Regions from separate parts of the Homo sapiens genome. Here region 2 is linked to region 1. Evidence: read pairs that join two places in POLR2A ChIA-PET (ENCODE). Cell type or tissue: A673. All regions are shown on one strand. Each heading gives the region's core, and the rest is flanking DNA. Links, peaks and the distances in the headings are about the cores only.

What was found. ChIA-PET counts read pairs that join two places held together with the same protein. Peaks named below come from ENCODE experiments on the same cell type or tissue, not always from the same donor. Only the 100,000 strongest peaks of a DNase experiment are listed, where the experiment ranks them.
Region 2: POLR2A ChIA-PET joins it to region 1 with 9 read pairs; 2 of 35 experiments call an interaction of 5 or more read pairs at or near these places.

Annotation. Positions count from the first base shown.
Region 1 is chr9:20,644,194-20,648,601 of GRCh38, forward strand. No RefSeq gene overlaps it. Among named protein-coding and RNA genes, the nearest start is that of MLLT3, 24 kb to the left of the region's middle. In A673, for the core only: no CTCF peak of the experiment used is centred there; a DNase peak (open chromatin) is centred at 1,958.
Region 2 is chr9:21,002,814-21,007,158 of GRCh38, forward strand. HACD4 (3-hydroxyacyl-CoA dehydratase 4) reads right to left here. Exons shown (of 7, transcript NM_001010915.5): 7 at 1-4,306. The coding sequence ends at 4,224. Among named protein-coding and RNA genes, the nearest start is that of HACD4, 27 kb to the right of the region's middle. In A673, for the core only: no CTCF peak of the experiment used is centred there; no DNase peak of the experiment used is centred there.

The DNA of each region.
Region 1 (4,408 bases), core at 92-4,091:
TACGTATATCCTAGTAGTTCTGTCCCTTTAGAAACCCTGGCTAATCCAGCTAGTAAACATGACTTTGTCTTGGCTAAAAATCTCACCAACACCTCTCATTCAAGAAGAATTTCATCGCTCTAATATTGTATTTCAATAGACACTATAAAAGGTGCTAGTATTGGATCCAGTTTAATTCCAAACTAATTAAGCTTGGACTAGAACCAACTGCAATGAATCAAAGCAATCAGCACCTTTTACCCAAAATTATACAGTAGGTTAATCTAGCAAAAGGAAAGAATACACATTTCAGGCCAGGGTCATTATGTTAGTCAATTATCTTTTTGTGCAGGGGACAGAGACTAAGGGATCATAGGGGAGGATTTATTGGAAAGGTTCTGAGATAGCTCACAGATTCTGAAGAACCAGGGCCGTTTTAGGGCCTTCAGTGACTACAACCAGAATCTTAATGCCACCTCTTTCTTCCTACTGCCTTCTTTCCCTCTGGCTGTCAGCTTTATGCTTCTTGCATATGTACACTTCTGAGAAAAGGGGATACATTTTATGCCTTTAAAGGTTCTAGAATGGGAATCTGGGTCAAAGAATATGGATCTTTTACAAAGTTCTTGATATGTTGCCAAATTGCTTTCTAAAAAATACATACTGGTTTAGACTCTTAATAGGAGTGTACGATCATGCTTATTTTTGAAACAACCTCACCAGCCTTAAATTTTGTATTTTCATAACTTTTCTAGTAGAATAAAATGATATATCATTGAAATTGTTAACTTTTTGTATTATAGCAGTAAAAGTGAATTGTTTCACATATTTATTGGTATTTATATTTCTGCTTCTGAGATTTGTCTGCACATTGTACTTTTTTCCATTGAAGTTTCAGTGTTTTCATTATTGATTTAAACTACTACATGCTTTTTGTCAGATATATTGAAATATTTTTCTACTTTATAATTTACCTTTCATGTTTTGATGGCTTCTGTTGTGTAGACTCGAATTTTTCATGTAGTCAAATATCCGATGTTGATTCCTTTGTGGTTTAGGCCATTGATTTTATACTTAGACAATTATTCCTTCAGCTCAAGAACAAGTAAATAGTTCCCTAAATAAACTCCTAGTTTTTTAACCTGCACTTTGGCAAACTTTTGCCATATTTCAGGCACATGTTTTAGTAGTCATTGGTTTGTCTTACAGTGAACACTTTTCACATTTAATATCTGGAATTTATTTTAGTATATATTGCAAGTTGACAATTTAACTTAAGTTTTCACAGTTAACCAACGTATTGAATGATTTTTCCTTTACATATTGCAATGTGATGTCAACTTTATTATTTACATCAGTTTTATAAGTAAGAGATAGTATATATTTCTGGCTATTTATTTTGTTTCAAAGATATGCTCATAAACATTTACACTAGTAATACTGTGTTTTATGTGCTGTTTTAATGTCTGATGGGGCAAGTTCTTGAATTAGGACTCTTTTGGTTAAAAGAAAGAAAAACTTATTTAAGTTACTTTAAGAAAAAGGGAGAATATCCATGGACCCTGTGCCCAGAGGCAAGGATCTCTTTGACAAGGAGAGAGAGCTACAGAGCCACTCCAATTGCATCCTTTTAGCTGGGAGAATGCTTAATAGCTGTTCACTCTTCCCCTCACCAATTTTCCTTTTTTTTTTTTTAATTTCCTCACTCTTTTCTATTTTTTTTTAAGCTAATCAACTGTAGAATCACCGTTTCAAGCTCCAAAAGGTATCCTATTTGGATTTTGATTGGAGTTGCATTAAACCTATAAATTAATTTGAGAAGAACTGACATCTTTATAATAGTCATTGCTACCCAGGAACGTGTGAGGACTTCCCATTTATTCAAGTCTTCTTTTATGACCTTAAGTAAAATTTTGTAGTTTTACTTATATAGTTCCTGTCCATTTCTTGTTATGGTTATTCTGAAGTATTTATATCATTCATTTCTAAGCCAATTACAATCTGACTTCTATCTATTAATCTTAATTCTTTTGTTACTAAAAAAAAGAGGGGGGAAGTAGCGGAAATTATTTGAAGGACATTAAGGAAGCTCATAGAATTAAGTGAATAGAATTAAGATTCAAAAAAAGGTGGGGCAGATATTTCTCTTTCACAGGAGTGCATGCGCCTGCTCTCTCTCTCCATTGCTCATGTTTCATCTCTACATATCTCTGTATATTTACTTCATTCTGATATTTCCATCATTCAGAAGGAAAAAAAGATGTTTTCTCATTAGTTGCAGACAGAAAAATTCCATGCAAATGTTCAGATTGGTCTAGCTTGGGTCATACGCCTTCTTTTTTTTTTTTTTTTTTTTTTTTTAATGAGACAGAGTCTCACTATGTCTCCAAGGCTGGAGTGCAGTGGTGTGATCTCGGCTCACTGCAACCTCCAGTTCCCAGGTTCAAATGATTCTCCTGCCTTGGCCTCCCAAGTAGCCGGGACCACAGGTGCACGCCATCACACCCAGCTAAATTTTTTGTATTTTTAGTAGAGAAGGGGTTTTACCATGTTGGTCAGGCTGATCTCGAACTCCTGACCTCAAGTTATTCATCCACTTCAGCCTCTTAAAGGCTGGGATTACAGGCATGAGCCACTGTGCCCAGCCATATGCCTACTATTGAATGCTGCCTATCTCTACAGCCAGGAAGATGTGATGCTATAATTAGCACAACCTGAATCATGTGCCTGCTCCTGTGGACAGAGAAGCAGGATTTGTTGCCAGATGTAGAAGAGAAAGGCATTCCGGGCAGACAATAGCCACGGCATCCACTGACATTGTTGCTGTCAAATTTGCCTGTGATCACCTTTTTGCTAATTACAATGAATACTTTTCAACTCTTGGAATTATTTTAGTCTCTGAAGACTTTGATGCTGTTGACAACTTCTTGAAATTCCCTTCTCCTTTTGTTTTAGTAATGAATTTTCTTGTGTTTTTTCCTCTCTTTAACTCCTGCTGTTCATTTTTATTCCCTTTTTTAGAACCTTTTTTCTTTTACTCACCCTTGTTATTGGTTTTATCCAGGCTTCCATCTTTGATTTATTTATCTTCTCCTTCTAGAGTACATTATTCTGGATTATCTCATCTAATCCTATGGCTTCAATTATAACCTGCCCATGGATGATTCTCAAATCTCTTCCTCCAGGCCAGCTCTCACTTTGCGTGTTTAGGCTCAGCCTCTAGTAATAAGGAACTCACTGATTTAGCTACAAGGAAAAATGGGGGGTTGAACTATCTCTTGGCCACAGGAGACACTGAACATATTGTTAATACTCTAGAAACTGTGTCCTATAAAATAGTTTATTTTTAAATCTCTGCTATTCTTGAACACTTTGTTGTGCTTTCAAAGGAAGAATGTTTTCTCATTATTTGTACTTCATTTCTAATGATCTGATAGAAGCCAGAACAAGGCATAATAATTAGAAAAAAATGCTGGAATGGGTATCTAACTCAGGATTACGGTGGGGATCCAGTGAGATAATTGATACATGTAAAAAGTATTTGATAAGTCATAAACAGCCATATATTACCAATTTGGACCAAACAAGGTACCCTCTCTCTCTAAGAGATCCTGAGTGATTTCATTAGTCATTTAAATTTAATTTGATGCACAATGAATAGTCATAGTATATAAAATACATCTATTTCAACCCCAAAGCCAGCATCATGTTAATGGGAAACATCTGGAGAAGTCCCATTAAAATCAGGAGCTAGGTGAAAATATCTGTCACCTCTATTTGACACTATTTTGGAGACAGTAGCCATCACAAGAAAGGAGACAGAAATGAGAAGTATAAAAAGTGGAAAGGAAGAGGGCAAAATTATAATTATTTGTAAATATTACTATTGCATTTCTGAAAAACTTGAGATAACTGAAAAATTACTACAGATGATAAGACAATTCAGTAAGTTGGCTAAGTATAAAATTAGCATACGGAAATGAATAGTCAATTCATTAACGTGTATTAACTGTTAGTTTAGAAGATATAATGGACAAAAAGATTCCATTTACAAAAGCAATGAAAATGTAGAAAATCTATTTGAAAAAAAAACAAAAACATTAAGCTGCAACTAAAGTCTCAAAAGAACTTTGAACAAATGGAAAGACATAGCATATTCTTGAACAGGAAGACATTATCACACACAGATTGATCCAATAAAAAGACAAGATGTTTTTATTTCAGCCAATCAAATTCTAAAGCTTATATTTAAAAATAACAAGCAATAGTATCTAGGAAAATGTAGGAAAAGCCTAGAGTGTGAAGGTCAACTAGCTTTTTTATATCTTAAAAAGAATCAGTGGAATAAATGAGAATATTCAGAAACAGAATTTAGTAAATTATAAAATCAGCCTTTTGAATCAGTGGCAAAAAAATGATTTATATAAAA
Region 2 (4,345 bases), core at 346-4,345, 360 kb after region 1:
AAGTAAGCCTTTGTCTACACTGTACAAAATGAAATAGGGATTTGGTGAACATACAGTTAAGACAGATAGTCAAAGACATCAACTTTGCGATTTTGGTAACATCCGATTAACCAGATAGTTACTGTCTTGACTTCACTATGTCTGGGTTTCTTAACCTGGGGAACATGTACTTAAGTAGAAAAAGAAATTACACCTTTATTTTCACTAATTGATAATGAAATTTAGTATTCCTTTCCATTGTGAATACAGGCAACCAACCACAGTAGTATTAACAATTGTGTCTGTCACCAAAGGAAATGTAAGATCTTTTTATGTTACAATTGTTGCAGATATCTCAAATTACTGTCAATCCTCATTTCTGTTTTAAAATAATTATAAATTCACTTGTGTTTCTTTTGGTTTTCAATTTTAAGAAGTTTTTAAGTTAATCTGGTTTTAAAAAATTAAAGCATTATTTAATAATGAAATTTTAATTTATTATAATGACCCAGTAAAGTGTAGTTTCTCTAATTTTCTCTTTGTTTTAGTGATTGATTGTACATGTACTTCGGCAGTGTAAGGAGCCATCTTTATTTGGAGTGATTAAGATTAACTCACCTAAAATTTGCAAAGGGTTTATGTTCTCCTTGCACACTAAAGCTTTTCATAATTTTTCTGAAATTTAGAAGATAACTATAAAAGCAGAAAAAATGTAGCTTTTTAAAAGGATAATTTTTTAAAATCCAAATATATTTATAAAGATTTCAAGTAGCCTAATACTCAATTGTTTCTTTCCAAATGTTTTCTTTAGTGGAAATAAGTTACCCATTTTTAAAATTACATTTTTATTATCCTATTCTTACATCACAATATATTTAATACCTTTTTACATAGTTTCTAGGTAAGATCTTTATAATTCTTTACCAAAAATTGAGTGATACATCAATGATACAGCAATGACTATCAGTTATTCACACTTTTTTTAGATTTTCAAAGAAAGCATTTTTCAAAACTATGTAAGGACATATGACTTACATTACAGTAATTAGCAACAATTCAGTAATAATCCAAAACATGAATTTTCCTTTTTAAAAAGTACTTAGTATATTTTTATACCTTTTATCTTCCTGTATGTGTGTGTCATTATTTTTAAAATTAAAAAGAATACAGAATGGGGCATCATTTGTGTATTTGCTAAAGGTTTACTATTTTCATTAGGGTCTTCTCTTTTGAGATAGAGTCTCACTCTGTCACCCAGGCTGGAGTGCAGTGGCTCAATCTCTGCTCACTGCAACCTCCATCTCCTGGGCTCAAGCGATTCTCATGCCCCCAGCCTCCCGTGTAGCTGGGATTACAGGCATGCGCCACCATGCCTGGCTAATTTTTGTATTTTTAGTAGAAATGGGGTTTCACCATGTTGGCCAGGCTGGTCTTGAACTCCTGACCTCAACTGATCTGCCCACCTCAGCCTCTCATAGTGCTAGGATTACAGGTATGAGCCAGCATGCCTGGCCAGGGTCTTCTTTTAAGGCATCAAAGCCCAAATAACTTACAAGATGTTAACAAATACATGACATTAATGAATACTCTATCAGAGCACTAGGGACTGAATGCTGGTGTCCCCCATTAAATTCACATGTTGAAAATCTAATCTCCAGTGTGATGGCATTTGAAGCTGGAACCTTCATAAATGGGATTAGTACCTTTACAATAAGAAATAAGGGAGAGATGGTTTCTCCCTCCACCATGTGAACATATAGCAAGAAGGCATTCATCTGCAAACCATGAAGAAGAATCAGCTAGCACCTTGGAACCTCATCAGGAACTTAATTGTCTAGCACCTTTATCTTGGACTTCCCTGCCTCCAGAACTGTGAGAAATATATTTGTTGTCTAAGCCACCCAGTTTATGGTATTTTGTTATAGCAGCCAAGCTAAGACAGCAATTAGTACCAAGAAGTGTGGTGATGCTATAACCAATATATAAAGATGTGGAAGCAGCTTTGACGTTAGGTAACAGATAGAAGCTGGAAGAGTTTTGAGGTACTAGAGTACCTGGAAGAGTACTGGAAGAGTTTTGAGGTACTAGTTTTTTTGCTAGAAAAAGCCAGTATTGCCATGAAGGGATTGATAGAGGTGATTTTGGTGAGGGCTCAAAGAGAAGAGGGTGGGAGAGAAAGCCTCCATCTTCATAGAGAACACGTAAATCACCATGAAGATAATGTTGGTAGACATGGACAATAAAGGCCATTCTGATGAAGTCTCAAATGAAAATGAGGAACCTGTTATGGGAAACTGGAAGAAAGGTGATCTTTGTTATAATATGCCAAAGAACTTGGATGATTGTGTTCATGTTCTAGTGTTTTGTGGAAAGTAAAATTGTGAGCCATGAAATTAGATATTGAACTGAAGAGATCTCCAACCAGTGTTGAAGGAGTGCCTCGGTTTATCTTGACTGCTTAAAGTAAAATGTGACAAAAAATGAAGACAGAATTCTTAACAAAAACGGAACCAGAACTTAAAAGATGTGGGAAATTATCAGTCTGTCTGCATTACAAAAAGATAAGAAAACACGTTTGGTAGAGAACACTAAGAGTGTAGCAGACAAGTCATCCAATTAGATTTATGTGGGTGTGAACCACAGACCTAATCAGCCACCCCAGCAGGAACACTGCTAGTTTGTATTGAAAGGAATGGAGATGGGACAGAATGAGGGAAGACTGTTGGACTTCTTGAATTTGGGACCATAGAGCTATTCAGCTGTGAATGTACACTATTCTTCAAGAAAAGGAGAAACTGACCCGGAACAATGATTCAGAGAACATCAGTGGTACCTTCTCAGTTTCAAAAGGGGCAGTCATTGCCTTGGTTTCAACAGGCCTGACAGCTTCCGCCTGGTGATATGGGGGTCATCCTCCTCCAACATAGTCCTGGGGGCAATACCTCTGCCTCACTGGGTCCTGAAGCCAGAGTATCAGGCCAAAGAGGATTATTACTAAGACTGAAGATCTCATGGTGTTTGCCTTGCTAGGTTTTGGACTTGCTGGGGACCCATTACACCTTCCTTTTTTCCTGTTTCTTGCTTTGGGAATAGGAATGTCCACCCTTTGTGTGTCCCACCATTGTACTGTGGAAGCACATAACTTGTTTCATTTCACAAGTTCAAAGCTGGAAAGGAATTTTACCTCAGGATGAATTCTACCTTGAATCTCACCCACATCTGATTTAGACGAGACTTTGGACTTTAGAGTTGATGCAGGAATGAGTTAAGACTTTTGAGGCTGTCGAGATGGAATGTATGTATTTTGCATGTGAGGAGGACATGAATTTTGTAGGACCAGGTACAGAATGCTATGGAGTGAATCTTTGTGTTCCCCCAAAATTCATGTGTTAAGCCCTAACCTCCAATATGATGGTATTTGGAGGTGGGGCCATTGGGAGGTAATTAGATCATGAGGGTAGAGCCCTCATGAATGGGGTTAGTGCCATTATAAGAGACATAAGAGAGTTGATCTCTCTCTCATGTGAGGACAAAGAAGGACATCTATCTGCAAACTGGGAAGAGGGCCCTCACCAGAAACTGCATTAGCTGATGCCTTGATCCTGAGCGGAATTCCCAGCCTCCAGAACTGTGAGAAGCGTTTGCTGTTGTTTAAGCCATTCGGTTTATGGTGTTCTATTATAGCAACCTGAGCTAAGACATAGGGCTTGGAAAGATATTTAATTTTCTAAACATATCTAATGTTTAGGGTGAGTATTATTAGATCTGAAGACAGACATCTGTCTATGAAATATGTTATTCTAGGCAACTGTGGAATATATTTTCCATCCCTCTTCTCCTACAGATCTATTTGGGAACTTGGAAGTGAAAAAGAATACATGTAATTTAGGTTATCAAGTTTGGTTTCTTAATTTAATTGAATCTATTGCAGCTAATCTCCTATTTCTCATTAAACTTACAGGAAAATAATCAGACTTCATACAATGTAAGTATAACTTGTATAAAATCCAAATGAAGCAGGAATTTTGGTGAAGCAGGGTATGGAGAATATATATGTCTTAAAAATACAATGTGTGAAAAACATAGCCTGTTATGTCTAGAGTTTTGGGGGTATGTGCAGTTATTTCATGTAATGGATTTTTATCAAATACAAGGTATTTTTCCACCAGAATACTTCCTGTGTTTTATTTACTGCACTGAATCCACAGCCTGTCTTTTCTCGTGTCACACTGGAATGCTGTACTTCACATCTTCTTTTTTTTAATGGGAAAGATTCCGAGGATGTCTCTTCTTTCTGAGTATAGATGACTGTAGGTAAAATACATACCTAATATGGAGAAAGAAGTTGCAAAAGTAAGTAAGGTTA